Regions from separate parts of the Homo sapiens genome. Here region 1 is linked to region 2. A link is an interaction called in ENCODE POLR2A ChIA-PET data of the cell type or tissue named here. Cell type or tissue: PC-3. All regions are shown on one strand. Each heading gives the region's core, and the rest is flanking DNA. Links, peaks and the distances in the headings are about the cores only. Region 1 overlaps PCF11 (PCF11 cleavage and polyadenylation factor subunit). Region 2 overlaps PRCP (prolylcarboxypeptidase).

The links. ChIA-PET counts read pairs that join two places held together with the same protein. Peaks named below come from ENCODE experiments on the same cell type or tissue, not always from the same donor. Only the 100,000 strongest peaks of a DNase experiment are listed, where the experiment ranks them.
Region 1: POLR2A ChIA-PET joins it to region 2 with 10 read pairs; 2 of 35 experiments call an interaction of 5 or more read pairs at or near these places.

Annotation. Positions count from the first base shown.
Region 1 is chr11:83,176,828-83,185,170 of GRCh38, forward strand. It overlaps PCF11 (PCF11 cleavage and polyadenylation factor subunit), which reads left to right. Exons shown (of 16, transcript NM_001346413.3): 10 at 258-377; 11 at 887-992; 12 at 4,181-4,364; 13 at 5,027-5,182; 14 at 5,572-5,664; 15 at 6,211-6,246; 16 at 7,852-8,343. The coding sequence ends at 8,067. It overlaps ANKRD42-DT (ANKRD42 divergent transcript), which reads right to left. Exons shown (of 3, transcript NR_149009.1): 3 at 7,664-8,026. Among named protein-coding and RNA genes, the nearest start is that of PCF11-AS1, 6.5 kb to the right of the region's middle. In PC-3, for the core only: no CTCF peak of the experiment used is centred there; no DNase peak of the experiment used is centred there; H3K27ac peaks cover 676 bases.
Region 2 is chr11:82,853,735-82,862,077 of GRCh38, forward strand. PRCP (prolylcarboxypeptidase) reads right to left here. Exons shown (of 9, transcript NM_005040.4): 2 at 6,243-6,383. Among named protein-coding and RNA genes, the nearest start is that of PRCP, 43 kb to the right of the region's middle. RefSeq lists an enhancer at 4,326-5,525. In PC-3, for the core only: no CTCF peak of the experiment used is centred there; DNase peaks (open chromatin) are centred at 727 and 5,297; H3K4me3 peaks cover 1,555 bases; H3K27ac peaks cover 2,074 bases.

The DNA.
Region 1 (8,343 bases), core at 249-8,248, 320 kb after region 2:
AAAGTATAATAAAAAAACAAAAAAAAAAGAAGGAAAAAAGAATATATTCTCAAGTCATGCTGACTTGTAGACCTAAATGAAAAGATAATCTTAGGGGCTTTTGAAATTAAACTTATTAATAAATTAGATTTTGTCAAATTTACTGTTGGCAGGACATCTTGAAGAAAACTTTGAAAAATGCTTAGTATAATTTGCATCTTTAAGTTCTACATTCACTTCAAAAGTGGTTTTTTTTCTTTCTTTCTTTTTTTTGTTAGGAGCCCTCCCTAAGGCATATCCTGATAATCATCTCAGTCAGGTGGATGTAAATGAATTGTTTTCAAAATTGCTAAAAACAGGAATTCTCAAATTGTCCCAAACTGATTCAGCTACAACACGTAAGTGTGATTTTATACTTAAATTTACACAAAGCTTCATTAAGTTTTTGAGATGTATGATGTAATATAATGATATAAGTTATGATAAAGGTCCTTACAATAATTGAATTCCTAGGTATAGCTTTTATTTTTGATTTTCGGTTTATAATGAAATTCTTTTAGATTTCCTAAGATTGAACTACCTTATAGTGGACATGTGTTTCAGTTAACTAACATACCTAATGTGCAGGCTTTTTACCAGTAATTGTATGTTAGATTAACTTTTGAAAAGGTTTTGAATATTAATGAAATAAATGACTTTTATTATAGATGACTTTTAAGAAATCAGAGTTAACATCACATATCAAAATAAAAAATTGTATTAGGTTCCTTGGCCAGTAAACTTGAGATCAGAAGCACTGAATGGACTAGGTGGATTTCTCTATTTGCTTATAATACTATAGTGTTCCTCTGTAGAGAATACATGGAGAATGGTATTAAGAAATTTGTATGTCTCTTCTTAATTGAAGAAGTAAGTGAAGTAACTGCTCAGCCTCCCCCTGAAGAGGAGGAAGATCAAAATGAAGATCAAGATGTTCCAGATCTTACTAATTTTACAGTTGAAGAATTGAAACAGTATGTAATCTAATTTTCTTTAAGATAAAGAGGCAGTGACTTTAATAACACTGTTATAGTGGACATTGTTACTATTAGTGCTTTCCCTTTCCCTTTATCCCTTTTACTGTTTTAACATTTAGGAAGTCTTTTTTTTTTTTTAATGTGGTAAAATATACATAACATAGTCTTTGGGAAGCCTATTTTTAAATCGTCTTTTAAAATATGTCTGCTGTACAAGTACTTGGGCCAAAGGCCACCCCCAAAAGTCTTACTCTGCTGCCCAGGCTGGAGTTCAGTGGCGTGATCCTGACTCACTGCAACCTCTGCCTCCCAGGTTCAAGTGATTCTCCTGGGATTACAGGTGTGCACCACCATACCCAGCTAATTTTTGTATTTTTAGTAGAGATGGGGTTTCACCACGTTGGCCAGGCTAGTCTCGAACTCCTAACCTCCAGTGATCCACCTGCCTTGGCCTCCCAAAGTGCTGGGATTACAGGTGTGAGCCACCACACCTGGTCCCTCAAAATTTTCATTTTTTAATCTGTGATACAGAAAACTTAGGGAGTTTAAATATTAGGTATTGATAATTCATGTATTCCTGTTTAGTTTCATTTTCTGTGTATCATCATTTTTTCTGTATTGATATTCTTAACATTTTTGAGGTTCAGAAATGAGATTTTCATAGTTCAGCATTTACAATTAAAAAAAAATCGGCTGGGCGCGGTGGCTCACTCCTGTAATCCCAGCACTTTGTAAGGCCGAGGCAGGTGGATCACGAGGTCAGGAGATCGAGACCATCCTGGCTAACAAGACCATCCTGGCTAACATGGTGAAACCCCGTCTCTACTAAAAATACAAAAAATTAGCCGGGCGCAGTGGCGGGTGCCTGTAGTCCCAGCTACTCGGGAGGCTGAGGCAGGAGAATGGTGTGAACCCGGGAGGCGGAGCTTGCAGTGAGCCGAGATAACGCCACTGCACTCCAGCCTGGGCGAAAGAGCGAGACTGTGTCTCAAAAAAAAAAAAAAATCTATTTTTCATTTTATAAGTAATGTTAATTGTGGAAAATTAGAACATACTATAAATAAAATCAAGAAAACGTACAACTCTCACTTTATGGATAACAACTGTTAACATTTGGTGCATATCTTTTCATAATTTTCTATTGTATTATAAAAAACATTTAAAGATTTTTCTAGTGAATAAATTCATTAATCCTGTGAGTACTTTATAAAAAATAAAATAGTGAATGAGTTTTTCACTCTTAAAATCATTTTTTAAATTTGAATTAGATACTATAATGTAAAATCCTTTTTTTTTTCAAAGTAATACTTTCACATAAAGGCTTTTAATAAAAGATGGCATCCCTTTCTCCTTCACCCAACACTGTACCCTAGAGGCAATCATTTTATTTTTTTAACTTTTCAAACTATTTTTTCTGCCATTTACCTCTTTTTCCTTTTTTTTTTGAGACAGAGTCTCACTCTGTCACCCAGGCTAGAGTGCAGTGGCCCTGTCTTGGCTCATTGCAACCTCCGCCTCCCAGGTTCAAGTGATTCTCCTGCCGCAGCCTCCTGAGTAGCTAAGATTATAGGCACCCATCACCACGCCCAGCTAATTTTTGTATTTTTAGTAGAGATGGGGTTTCATCATGTTGTCCAGGCTGTTCTCGAACTCCTGGGCTCAAGTCATCTGCCCGCCTCGGCCTTCCAAAATGCTGGGATTACAGGTTTGAGCCACCTATTTCTTATAATACACATAATTTTCTGTTTCTTGATTTACCACATCTGGACATAATCTCTTAACTTTCTGAAAGTGATTTAGGCTGGGCGCAGTGGCTCATGCCTGTAATCCCAGCACTTTGGGAGGCTGAGGTGGGCAGATCACCTGAGGTCAGGAGTTCAAGACCAGCTTGGCCAACATGGTAACATGTCTCTACTAGAACCTGTCTCTACTAGAAATACTAAAATTAGCTGGGCGTGGTAGTGGGCACTTGTAATCCCAGCTACTCGGGAGGCTGAGGTGGGGAGAATTGCTTGAACCCAGGAGGCGGAGGCTTTAGTGAGCTGAGATCGGGCCACTGCACTGCATCCTGGGTGACAGAGCGCGAGACTCCGTCTCCAAAAAAAACGGGCGGGGGGTGGATTTAGCTAGCTCTTGTAGTGTCCTACTAACTCCCCTCCATGTAGTTATAAGACTGTTTTTTATTATTCAGTATTAATATTGTGACTAGATGTTTATTTTGTTGCTGTAACAAAGTACCAGTGTTCTGTTATTTGCTTTATTCTATTTTTTTTTTTTTTTTTTTGAGATGGAGTCTCACTCTGTGGCCCAGGCTGGAGTGCAGTGGCGTGATCTTGGCTCACTGCATCCTCCGCCTCCCGATTCAAGTGATTCTCCTGCCTCAGCCTCCTAAGTAGCTGGGATTACAGGCATGTGCCACCACACCCAGCTAATTTTTGTATTTTTAGTAGGGACAGGGTTTCACCACGTTGGTCAGGTTGGTCTTGAGCTCCTGACCTCGTGATCTGCCCACCTTGGCCTCCCAAAGTGCTGGGATTACAGGCGTGAGCCGCTGTGCCCGGCTATTTTTTTTTTTTTTCTTGGAGTTAATAACTGCTCTGTTTGTTCACTTACTTGGTCTTCTATATATACCTGTTTCTTCCCAAATAGGGAGCCCAGAATTTAAAAAACTAATTATTTGTTGACCACAGCAAACTAATTATTGTTTCCCAATGGTATTCTAAGTTTTCTCTTTAGTTATCCATACTATTATTATTTCTTCTGTCCTTTTTTCACTGTTACACCAGAGTGGAGAAGTTGAATTATTCAGAATGCCAAAGATCTAGAGAGGTGAAATTTAACTGTTCTGCCATGTCCATCTTGACTTGACTCCAAACTAAAATAAGCTAACTATTGCCTTGTTAGCTAGCACAGGATCATTTCATTTTTAGCTAAAAGGAAATAAATAACTGGGTCAGGGCTATCAATAAGAAGACAGGCTCCATCTTCCAAAAGTCACCAAAGTTAAGGTAAAGAGGGTCAATCACATTGTTAGAGAATAATACTGATCTTTGGGTATTAACTGTTTCAGCCAGCTCTTGGTTTCACCATTGTTACAGTATGGAAAATTGAAATATTTGTAATTGGCTTTTAAAGGCCATTAAGCCATATTATCAACACTAAAGATTATTTCTTTTTCAAAATAGACGTTATGACAGTGTTATAAATCGACTGTACACTGGTATTCAGTGTTACTCTTGTGGAATGAGGTTTACAACATCACAGACAGATGTTTATGCAGATCATTTGGACTGGCATTATCGGCAAAATAGAACTGAAAAGGATGTTAGCCGAAAAGTCACTCATAGACGTTGGTACTACAGTTTAACAGTAAGTAACCCATGTGCCTCCATAGTATCTTTTAGGCTTAAATTATATCATTCTAAAAGTATATTAATTTTAATAATTATTAAAATTTAATTTTAATTAAGTAATTTAATAATTTTAATAACTGCTGGAATCTAACATTGAAATTTCCTGAATAAAATTTGACCCCTAGAATATAAACAGATTTTTTAAAAAATGAATTTTGAAGAGTATTTTTTTTTTTAAATTAAGATTAGAGTATAGCATACAGGCTTGTTCTAGCTCTAAAAGTCCAAGGCTTTGACCCCTGGAATATAAACACATTTTTTAAAAAATGAATTTTGAAGGGAATTTTTTTTTTTTTAATTAAGATTAGAGTGTAGCCTACAGGCTTGTTCTAGCTCTAAAATTCCCAGGCTCTAGGACTGTTTTTTGTAAAAAAAAAAATATACTTGAAGCTTGTCTTTTTTGAATTAGTAGTTGTAACTATAGAGTTAATGGAAAAGATCTTAATTATTAGTTTCATGTTGTCATTAGTTATATGTTTCAAAGTATAATTTTAAATAATATTAGAGCATAATGTAGAAAATAGTATACCCCTACCTTTAAATGGCATTATATTGAAGATACACAGTAAAAATTTAGAAATAAATGGAATAATCTTTTAAAAATCAACTCCTTTTAAGGACTGGATAGAATTTGAGGAGATAGCTGATCTGGAAGAACGGGCAAAGAGCCAGTTTTTTGAAAAGGTGCATGAAGAAGTTGTGCTCAAAACTCAAGAGGCTGCTAAAGAAAAAGAGTTCCAAAGTGTACCTGCTGGACCAGCTGGAGCAGTTGAGGTGAGAGAAGAACGTTTAAGTTTTCTCACAGTGGGAGTGTCCCTCACTTCCTTTATGTAAATACTCATAAACACATCACTATATTTATATCCCTGTTTTAATGATTTTAAGACTTCTTGAAAGCTCTACTCTTCAATTTTACTCTTACAATCTAGCTTTGAGTTTCATAACTACAGTGGCCAAAAGCAGTGAAATGTTTACTCTTTTTACTGGAAAGATTGACAGAATCCCATAAATGTATTTTGAATCATACTGTATATTGGACATTATTCAAACTTTTGGAACACTCATAAATTCTTTACTCCACTTAACAGTGTTTGTATATTTTTACTTAATGGGGTTAAATATGGTCTATTATGTAAATTTCATTTTATATGATTCTATTTTAGAGTTGTGAAATCTGTCAAGAACAATTTGAACAATACTGGGATGAAGAAGAGGAGGAATGGCATTTGAAAAATGCTATTAGAGTAGATGGAAAGGTAATTTTCATTTCTTTATAAGGAAGTGTTAAGATTAGTGTTTTTTTGTTGGGTTAACACATTACTTTGAAAGGAGGCGGTTCATAATAGTTTTTGTTTGATTTTTGGTCTTAATAAAAAGGGTATTGGACTTTAGTAATAGAATGTTTGAATTAGAAGGGATCTTAGCAGTCACCCGGTTCTGTACACTTTACACAGGAGGTTGCACTATTAGTCAGTGACAGACCCAGGACTAGGTCTTCTGAATCTAGTTAGTCGTTTTTCTGTCGACCCACACTATTTTGATTGTGGATTTATATTTCATCATCAAACTATACTGTGCTGAAAACAAAGCAAGTTAGGCTAGATACTTAAATGGGCCAAGAGAAGTCAGTTTTTCAGACTCTTTAAGCATAAGGATGAAAATTTGGTTTTATCCATTTTGGGACCAAATAATTTTTGTCTTCTTTCCAAAGACTATCTTCTGGCTTAAAGTTAAAAAGAAATATCAGAATAGCCCATTAGAAATGAATACGCACATATTTACTTTTTTTCTTTTTGCTTCAGATTTATCATCCATCATGTTATGAAGATTATCAAAATGTAAGTTCTTTTTGGTTACTGTATTTGTTCTCATTTGCATTAATAAATTTTACTTTTCAGTTTTTTTTTTGCATCAGAGCAATATTGTTATTTTAAACTTAATATATTGAACTGTTTTTGTTTTTTGATATAGCATTTAGGTTGTTCAGTAAAAACTGGTGCCAGATTGACAGAATTGACATATATGAATATCATTTTCTGTGATAACGCAAACAATTAAAATTTTGAAATTTATCATTCCTTGCATTTTATTCACTTGAATCATGGTATCTTTTACTAGTCCACTAGGCCCAAAGAAATGTGAGGAAAAGTGAAGATAAGGATCCTGATGGGGATACGTTTCTAGAGCTATGGGTAGCATTTACTGCTATTTTTTTTTCTTACATCTCTATTCAGCCATCTAAATAGGTATATTCTTTTTGTTGTTTTGTTCTGAGACAAAGTTTCGCTCTTGTTGCCCAGGCTGGAGTGCAATGGCGCAATCTCGGCTCACTGCAACCTCCACCTCCTGGGTTCAAGGGATTCTCCTGCCCCTGCTTCCCAAGTAGCTGGGATTACAGGCGTGCACCACCACACCTGGCTAATTTTGTATTTTTAGTAGAGACAGGGTTTCACCACATTGGTCAGGCTGGTCTTGAACTCCTGACCTCAAGTGATCCACCCACCTTGGCCTCCCAAAGTGCTAGGATTATAGGCGTGAGCCACCGTGCTCGGCCAAAATAGGTATACTTTTTAATGATCACATACGGAATCTAAAAATGATACCAGTCGTTGACCTTAAAAGTTCAAATGGTCGGCTGGGCGTGGTGGCTCATGCCTGTAATCCCAGCACTTTTGGGAGGCCGAGGCGAGTGGATCACCTGAGGTCAGGAGTTCGAGAACAGCCTGGCCAACATGGTGAAACCCTGTCTCTACTAAAAATACAAAAATTAGCCAGGCATGGTGGCGGGTGCCTATAGTTCCACCTGATTGTGAGGCTGAGGCAGGAGAATTGTTTGAATCCAGGAGGTGGAGGTTGCAGTGAGCTGAGTTCATGCCACTGCACTGCAACCTGTGCGACAAGAGTGAGCTCTGTCTCAAAAAAAAAAAAAAAAAAAAAAGTTCAAATGGTCATATTTGTAGTCTGTTTTTAAAATCAAGTAATGGAATAAATAGGTTTTTAGAGATAATGGGTTGGAGGCAATTTGGAAGGTTTATTTAGGTTGTCAGAAGACTAGTGTTGAGGGTGATGGTTTGTGGGGATTTAAAAAATCCTCAGACTATTTGAAATTAGGGTAGTAACAAGTCCCAGGATATATGTATGAGTTTAACATCTATGTAGAGATTAAAATGTAGAAGCATGTCTAATCAACTTTTTTTGGCTGTATAATGTCCTATAACTTAGCTGTTAACTGCTTAACTCACTGCTGAGTACATATTGAACGTGCAATATATATTTTATTTCTGGTTGTCTTTATGGCACATTTTGTTGGGAGGCAGGTGTTTCATTTGCATTTGGTTGTATGTGTGTTCTCTTGTTCATACAAGGGTCTTACAAGACTAAATGTTATTTAATGTGAGAATTTTGAACTTTCATCAGTACTCATAGGGCCTTTCATTTTGTAGACATCTTCATTTGATTGTACACCATCTCCCAGCAAGACACCAGTTGAAAACCCCTTGAATATTATGTTGAACATTGTCAAAAACGAATTGCAGGAACCCTGTGACAGTCCCAAAGTTAAGGAAGAACGAATTGATACACCACCAGCTTGTACAGAGGAAAGCATAGCAACACCCTCTGAAATTAAAACAGAAAATGACACAGTCGAGTCAGTTTAAATAAAATGAGAAAGGTATGTTTTTCTTTTTTAAAAAAGCTGCTGTTGGATCTAGAAGGTGAAGAATTTTTTTATGTATATATAGACATATCTATATAAATTGTCTGGCTGAGGCAGGGCCTTCAGCTATCATTTGGTTAATAAATACATTTTAGTATTTGCATTTCCTACTGCCTGCAGAGTTTCAGGTGCTTGTTGTGTGAAAGTTCTGTAGATGTGTGCAAATTTAACGAAATGAAATTGTATGTGTAAAAATGTACGATTTTTCACTGTGCAA
Region 2 (8,343 bases), core at 202-8,201:
CGAAAATAGATGCAAAAACCCTTAACAAAGCTAGCAAACCAAAATCCAGCAGCATCAAGAAGTTAATTTACCAGAATCATATAGGCTTTATTCCTGGATGCAAGGATGGTTCAACATACACAAATCAATAAACAGAATTCACCACATAAACAGAACTAAAAAATAAAACCACATGATCATCTCAATAGATGCAGAAAATGTATTCGACAAAATTCAACATCCCTTCATGGTAAAAATTCTCAAAAAAGTAGGTATTGAAGGAACATACCGCAACATAATAAAAGCCATCTATGACAAACCCATAGCCAACATCGTACTGAATGGGCAAAAGCTGTAAGCATTCCCCTTGAGAACTAAGACAAGGCAAGCATGCTCTGTCTCAGCACTCTTATCCAACACGGCACTGGAAGTTATAGCCAGTGCAATCAGGCAAGAGAAAGAAATAAAAGGCATCCAAACAGGAAGAGAGGATGTCAAACTGTCTCTTTTCACAAATGATATGATGCTATACCTAGAAACCCCACAGACTCCACCAAAAGACTTCTAGAAGTGACAAAACAACTTCAGTAAAGTTTCATTATCAAATTTAATGTATAAAAATCAGTAGCATGTCTATATACCAATAACAATCAAGCTAACAGCCAAATCAAAAACACAATCCCATTTACAATAGCCACAAAAAGAATGAAATATCCAGGAATACAGCTAACCAAGGAAGTGAATCATCTCTACAATGAGAATTACAAACCACTGCTGAAAGGCATCAGAAACAACACAAAGAAATGGAAAGACATTCCATGTTCATACATAGGAAGAATCAATATTGTTAAAATGGCCATACTCCCCAAAGCAATTTACAGATTCAATACTATTGCTATCAAATTACCAACATCATTTTTCACAGAGTTAGGAAAAAAAAACTATTTTGAAATCCATATAAAACAACAACAAACAAACAAACAAAAAACTTGAATCACCAAAGCAATCCTAAGCAAGAAAAACAAAGCCAGAGGCATCACACTACCTGACTTCAAACTATACTGCAAGGCTACAATAACCAAAACATCAGGTACTGGTACAAAAATAGGCATGCAGACCAATGTAACAGGATAGAGAATCCAAAAATCAAGCCACATGCTTGCAACAACCTGATCTTAAATAAAGTCAACAATAACAAGCAATGGGAAAAGGACTCCGTATTCAATAAATGGTGCTGGGATAACTGGCTAGCCATATGCAGAAGATTGAAACTGGACCCCTTCCTTTCACCATATACAAAAATCAACTCAAAATGGATAAAAGACTTAAATGTAAAACTGAAAACTATAAAAAGCCCAAAAACCCCAGAAGAAAACTGAGGAAATACCATTCTGGACATCAGCCTTGGCAAAGAATTTATGACTAAGTCCCAAAAAGCAATTGCAACAAAAACAAAAGCTGACAAGTGGGACCTAATTAAACTAAAGAGCTTCTGCACAGCAAAAGAAACTATCAACAGAGTAAACAGACCACCTACAGAATGAGAGAAAATATTTGCAAACTATGCATCTGACAAAGGTCTAATATCTAGAATCTATAAGGAACTTAAATTTACAAGAAAAGGGCCGGGCATGGTGGCTCACGCCTGTAATCCCAGCACTTTGGGAGGCTGAGGTGGGCGGATCACAAGGTCAGGAGATCGAGACCATCCTGGCTAACACGGTGAAACCCCGTCTCTACTAAAAATGCAAAAAACTTAGCCGGGCGTGGTGGCGGGCACCTGTAGTCCCAGCTACTCGGGAGACTGAGGCAGTAGAATGGCGTGAACCCGGGAGGCGGAGCTTGCAGCGAGCCCAGATCACGCCACTGCACTCGAGCCTGGGCAACAGAGCGAGACTCTGTTCAAAAAATAATAACAATAAAATAAATAAGTAAATAAATTTACAAGAAAAAACAACCCCATTAAAAAGTGGGCAAAAGACATGAACAGATACTTTTCAAAAGAAGACATACACAAGGCCAACAAACATGAACAAAGGCTCAACATCATTATCATCAGAGAAATGCAAATGAAAACCACAATGAGATACCATCTCATACCAGTTAGGATGGCTATTATTAAAAAACAGTAAAAAAATAACAGATGTTGGTGAGGTTGTGGAGAAAGGGGAATGCTTATAAACTGTTAGTACGATATAAATTAGTTCAGCCACTACGGAAAGCAGTTTGGAGATTTCCCAAAGAACTTGAAATAGAACTACCATTCAACCCACCAATCCTCACTACTGGGTATATACCTAAAGAAAAATAGGCCAGGTGTGGCGGCTCATGCCTGTAATCCCAGCACTTTGGGCGGCCAAGACAGGTTGATTACTTGAGTCCAGGAGTTTGAGACCAGCCTGGGCAACATAGTGAAACCCTTTTCTCTACAAAAAATAAAATTAAAAACTAAATAAAAATTTAAAATAAAAATAAACCATTCTACCAAAAAGACACATGCACTTGTATGTTCATCTTAGCACTGTTTGCAATATCAAAGACACAGAATCAACCTAGATACCCTTCAAGAGTGGACTGGATAAAGACAATGTGGTCTATATACACCATAGAATACTACGTAGCCATTAAAAAGAACAAAATAATATCCTTTGCAGTAACATGGATGTAGCTGGAGGCCATTATCCTAAGTGACCTAATAGAGCAACAGGAAACCAAACACTGCATGTTCTCACTTATAAGCAGGAGCTAAACACTGAATACACATGGACACAAAGAGGGGAACAATAGACACTGCATGACTACTAGAGGGGCTAATAGTGCAGGGAGTGTGGGTGTGGGGCATGAGTTCAACAACTACGTATCAGGTACTATGCTTACTACCTAGGTGATGGGATCATTCATACACCAAATCTGAGCAACACACAATTTACCCAAGTTAACAAACCTGCACATGTACCCCCTGAACCTAAAATAAAAGTCAAGAAAAAAAAACACGATGGAGAGAAAACAAATTAAATAAAAATAAAAGGTAATTTCAACTTTAAAAAAAAATGGGCCAGGCGCAGTCGCTCACGCCTGTAATCCCAACACTTTGGGAGGCCGAGGCGGGCGGATCACGAGGTCAGGAGATCGAGATCACGGTGAAACCCTGTCTCTACTAAAAATACAAAAAATTAGCCGGGCGTGGTGGCAGGCGCCTGTAGTCCCAGCTACTCGGGAGGCTGAGGCAGGAAAATGGCGTGAACCTGGGAGGCGAAGCTTGCAGTAGCCGAGATAGCGCCACTGCACTCCAGCCTGGGCGACAGAGCGAGCCTCTGTCTCAAAAAAAAAAAAAAAAAAGTCTACAAATTGCACTGTTTGCCAAATCTTCTAGGAAAGAGCTAAAGATATCTAAAGAAGCTGTCTACTCATAGGCATTGACAACATAAAAGAGAAAGCAAAACAAACAAGCATACTAAACTCCCTAGGGGGTTTCAATTAATCTTCTTTATTGGAAAATAAATAGTAGCACACAATGGCTAATAATAACTGAGTGTTTATAATGTGTCAGGCACTGTTCTAAGCATTTCATATGAATTAATTCACTTAATTATCACAGCAATCTATGAAATAGGCACTTTGATTACCCCCATTTTATAGACAAGAACATTGAGGCACAAGAGTTTAAATAACTTTCAACATTCACACAGCTAGTAAGCGGCATTGCCAAGATTCAAACAGGTGTCTGGCTCCAGAGCACCATCATCAAGAGCTGTTAGATCTCCTTGCTAGAACCATCTATATCTGGTCATTAGCCAATCACTTCATTTTTTCGCTTACTCAGTTGTGGCCTCAGAATCTGTTCTCAACGAAGCATTCTAGGTAGTCAACATCAATCGATTAGATTTAGATTTAGCACAGATTAAAACTACTTGTCATTCCTAGTGCACATTGTTGCTTTTTAGTGAGTTCCTGCTCCCTAACAAAGACTAAGAACCTCAAGTGTTTTTGTTTTGATCGATAAATGAACAATTAGAAGAGTTATATGCATGTAAGGATAGAGAATTTAACCAGATATTTGTGATGGTTTCAATAACCCCCACTTTCTCTCTTAAGGATCTACTCATTCCCTGCCATTTATCTACAGATCTTGCAAACACCCAGCTCAAGCATGCCCACCTCTGCCTGCCCCACCTTGGCAGTGCTGATCACTCCCCCTTCTCAACACCACTGTGCTAGGTATAGGTCCCTGGTACTGTGCCGCAAAATTTGCTTACATGTATGTCACACACCAGACCGTGAGTATCTTAAGAGTAAAGATCATCCATTACAATGTCCAGACCTCTGTGCAGTTGATTTCAGGCTTTGAGAGGAGGCAATTTCATTGAACTAGTTCACAAAGTAATAAGTGATGTATTTCAGGAGTATTCTTATTTTTCAAAAGAGGTCAATGTAATATATCAACATCTTTTAACATTATGTGCTTGCAAGTCCCCTAATCTTCTTTAATTCTTTACACAACTCTATGAACCATTATTACTGTATCCATTTAACAGATGAGAAAACTGAGGCACAGAACAAGAAACTTACCTAAAGTCACACAGCAAAGTGGCAAAATCAGCATTCAAACCTTGTCTATCTGACTGAAGCCTTCACTCTCGACCACTGTGTGATGCTGCCTCTCAACAAATTAATGTCCAGCAGTGAATGTGCACTGGAACATTTTGGTATGTAAAGGAAGGTCTCTGGGGCTGCGGATGGGCCAGGATCTGCTCTTCTATGATCTGCCTCTAGTCAGTTCTTCAGAACTGTTCCTACACTGAATATCTCTTCCTTTCCACCACTTTCGAGAACAGAGATACCCCAGCAAACCTTAAGTTCTGCCACAGTGCCTGTCAGAGTAGTGCCTAGTGGAGGCAGGAACAGCTACCTGCCTATAATACAAGAGAATGGAAACTGGAAAAATCACTGGACAGGGTAAGTTACCCTGTGGCCTTCACATAAAATGAAAGTCACACCAAAAGGAGAAAAGAGACAAGGCAGCCTCTGTGGTTTCACAGAATAACAGAACGGGAATCTGATGGAAAGGAGATTTCTCTTGTCTCCTTTCCAGAAATCAGAGAAAGAATCTGATTTCTCTTGTCACTGACCTAAAAGAAATAGGCATCCTAGGATCTCATTTCTCTGGGAAGTATTTTATTTCAACTAAATTACTTAGATTCTTAACATTCCTAAGGAAATAATCAGAAATGAGAAATGCAATAACAATGTAATTGGGTTCATATCTTTACTTTAAATTCATATACCAGTTAAACAAACATTTACTGAGACCTCCTGACTACCAGGCATTGTGCCAGACACTGGCATTAGGGATAATACATAATTCATTCCCCACTTTAAGGTAGTTCACAACTAGCTTTTTGGTAGAAAGTTGACATTTCCTAGTCACAGCACTGACACATTGAAAAGGAGCATTTCTTCCTTTCACATATCTTTCCAAATTAAGTTTTGTTAATGGATTTCGGCATTATAAAAGGTGATAGAAAATATAGTCAGGGAAGCAAGCTAACAGGCTATATACTACTTTTAACCCTCACAAATAAAAGAAAATGGTAGAACAGGAAAGCTAAACTAAAATGTAACTACAACTTTACCTTTTCCCATTCCTATTTGTATATTTTTTTCTCATTTGCACTGGCTTTGTTTAGGTTTTATTCATTCATTCATTTAACAGACATATATCACCTTCTATATGTCCTGGACACTGACAATATAACACTAAACATACAAAAATTCCCACCCTTGTTTTTACCTTCTAGAGACCATAATCAAAATAAACTATACACAGTAACATTCTTATCCGTTTCCCTTATATGCTTGTTCACTCTAGAAACAAGCTGAGATTTTATAAACAAAACAAAGCAAAACAAAAACAAAAAACTTGCAAAATTCAATTCTCTGGGATGTTCAGGCAGTCCATGAAAAATACAATAAAATAAAATAATTCAATTCTCCAAAAATTGTACATTATTCTTTTCATTTGTAATTCTTTAAAGCTGAATATGCAGACTTATTGGATATCTGTATTTAATTCTTTTATGAACTTCCTATTCATGTGCTTTTGCTATTTTTCTATTATTAGTGTGTTAATTTTTTTGTTATTTTTTACAGAACTTTACAATTAAGAACAGCAATGTTTGGTCATACATATTGCAAAACATTTCTTCCAAGTTATCATAATAAAAGTCAAATTGAGCACTGGAATTTCATGAATCTGCACATACCGTGTTATTACAAAACCAGATAATGTCCCCTTCATTACCAGTGTAGAAAAGTATTGATCCACCATTTTTCTTCCAGTATTTATCAGCTACTAGGTACCGCTGATTAAAAGTTTTCACAGTATTAAATCCAAAATGATCAACCTGTGATAAAAACAAAACAAAACATATTTCAAAGGAAAGTAATAAAATGAGATCAACATAAAGGTAATTAATTCTTCCATTAAAATCAATCTCTACTACAAAAATAATCACAAGAAATTTTAAACTTCACTGTTTTATTATTAATAGTAATATCGATATTATTATTTTGAAATCATTTCCTTATATTATAAAATAAAGTAATATTTGCTATTGGTGATCAAGATTTTCAATGTAAAAGAAAAAATACAATTATAAAATCAAATAGCTACTTAAAAACATAATGTTAAAATTGAATTGTAAATACAATGTGAACCCTTTTTTAATTTTTAATGCATTTTTAATTGGCAAATAAAATTTTACGTATGGTGTATATAACATGATGTTCTGAAATACGTATATGCTGTAGAATGGCTAAATTGAGCTAATTAACATAAGCATTACCTCATATATTTATCATTTTTTGTGATAAGACCACTTAAAATCTACTCCCTTAGCAATTTTTAAGTATATAATACATCCCATTATTTTTCAAAATACAGTTTTCCATTACTATCTGAATTTTCATTGTACAAACTTTCAATATTAAAAATTCATGAACTAAATAGACTACTGAAAAGGTCCATAAACCTTGTCACCCCAGCACACCATAGATATTCTAAGTTACAAGAATTTCATGTCTATATCATTCCCACCAAAAGAAATTAGGGCTTATTAGTGAAGTGGCTGATTGACATTTGGGACAAGGAAGCTGCAAGATAAGCTTATGCATTTTGCTGTGCAAGGAAGCAAGAAAGTGCTCACAATTAATGGAGAGTTATATTTAAAGAAGATAGGAACCAACCACAAGGAACTATCACTGGCAATCATTTTAATAAATTGAACGTAAAACAAAAACAAATTAAACATAAAAAGAATAATGACTGTAGTTAATTGAAACATTCAATTCATGAAACTCCATTAGTCCACAAAAATATTTCTAAAAAGGAAAGAAAGGAAAAGGTTCATTTGCCACCATTTGTTTATTAAATCAACTCTTACTCTGAAATTGGGAATTAAAAAGTAAAAAATTCAACATTTAACCTGCCTGTCCAACAGAACTGTGTTTGATGGCTACGAATAGTCCCAGTTAATAAAGAAGAGCTGTGTTTAGTCAAATGTCAGCTAATGTGGAAGGAATGACAGAATTAGAATATGACAGTTCTGTAAAGTTACTGATTCAGGCAAGAATTATCAATTGGTGTTAAAAGCATTAGGAAAATGAATAATATGAAAATGAACATTCATATAGTATCAAAGTAATACAATAGAGAATACTCGCTTGTCACAAGGGGAAAACATAACTACAATGGAAGGATCAGGCTGCTATCACTTTAATCTAGTAATTAATTTTGTTAGTATCATCAATGGTAGAGCACGCAGGGATTATGTATCTCCTCATGTGGCACAACATGAAGCACATATCACCTATGACGTATTCCTGCCGAAAATGTTTCATTTCATCTTAATCCAGCCTTTAGATCTAATTTCCAGGTTCCAGGAAATATAAAGGTAAAAGAGCAAGTTGAAGATATTTCAAAGGGACAACAGATACTGAAGGTAGAACATTTTACAAGACAATTGACAAGGCAATATCATGAGAAAGGACTATTTTAGATTAAATGAATTTTAAGGAACATAATAACCAGACATAATACATGACCCTGGATTGGATCCTAGTTTGAACAAACAAGATATACACAATGATGTAGGGACAAATGTGTAATTTTAATATGGACTAGTTATTAAATGATACAGGTTGAGCATCCCTAATCCAAAAATCCAAAATCCAAATGCTCCAAATCTGAAACTTTTGAGCACCAACATGATACTCAAGGGAAAGGCTCATTAGAGTATTTCAAATTTTGGATTTTCAGATTAGGTATATTCAGTCAGTAACCATAATATGACTATTACAAAATCA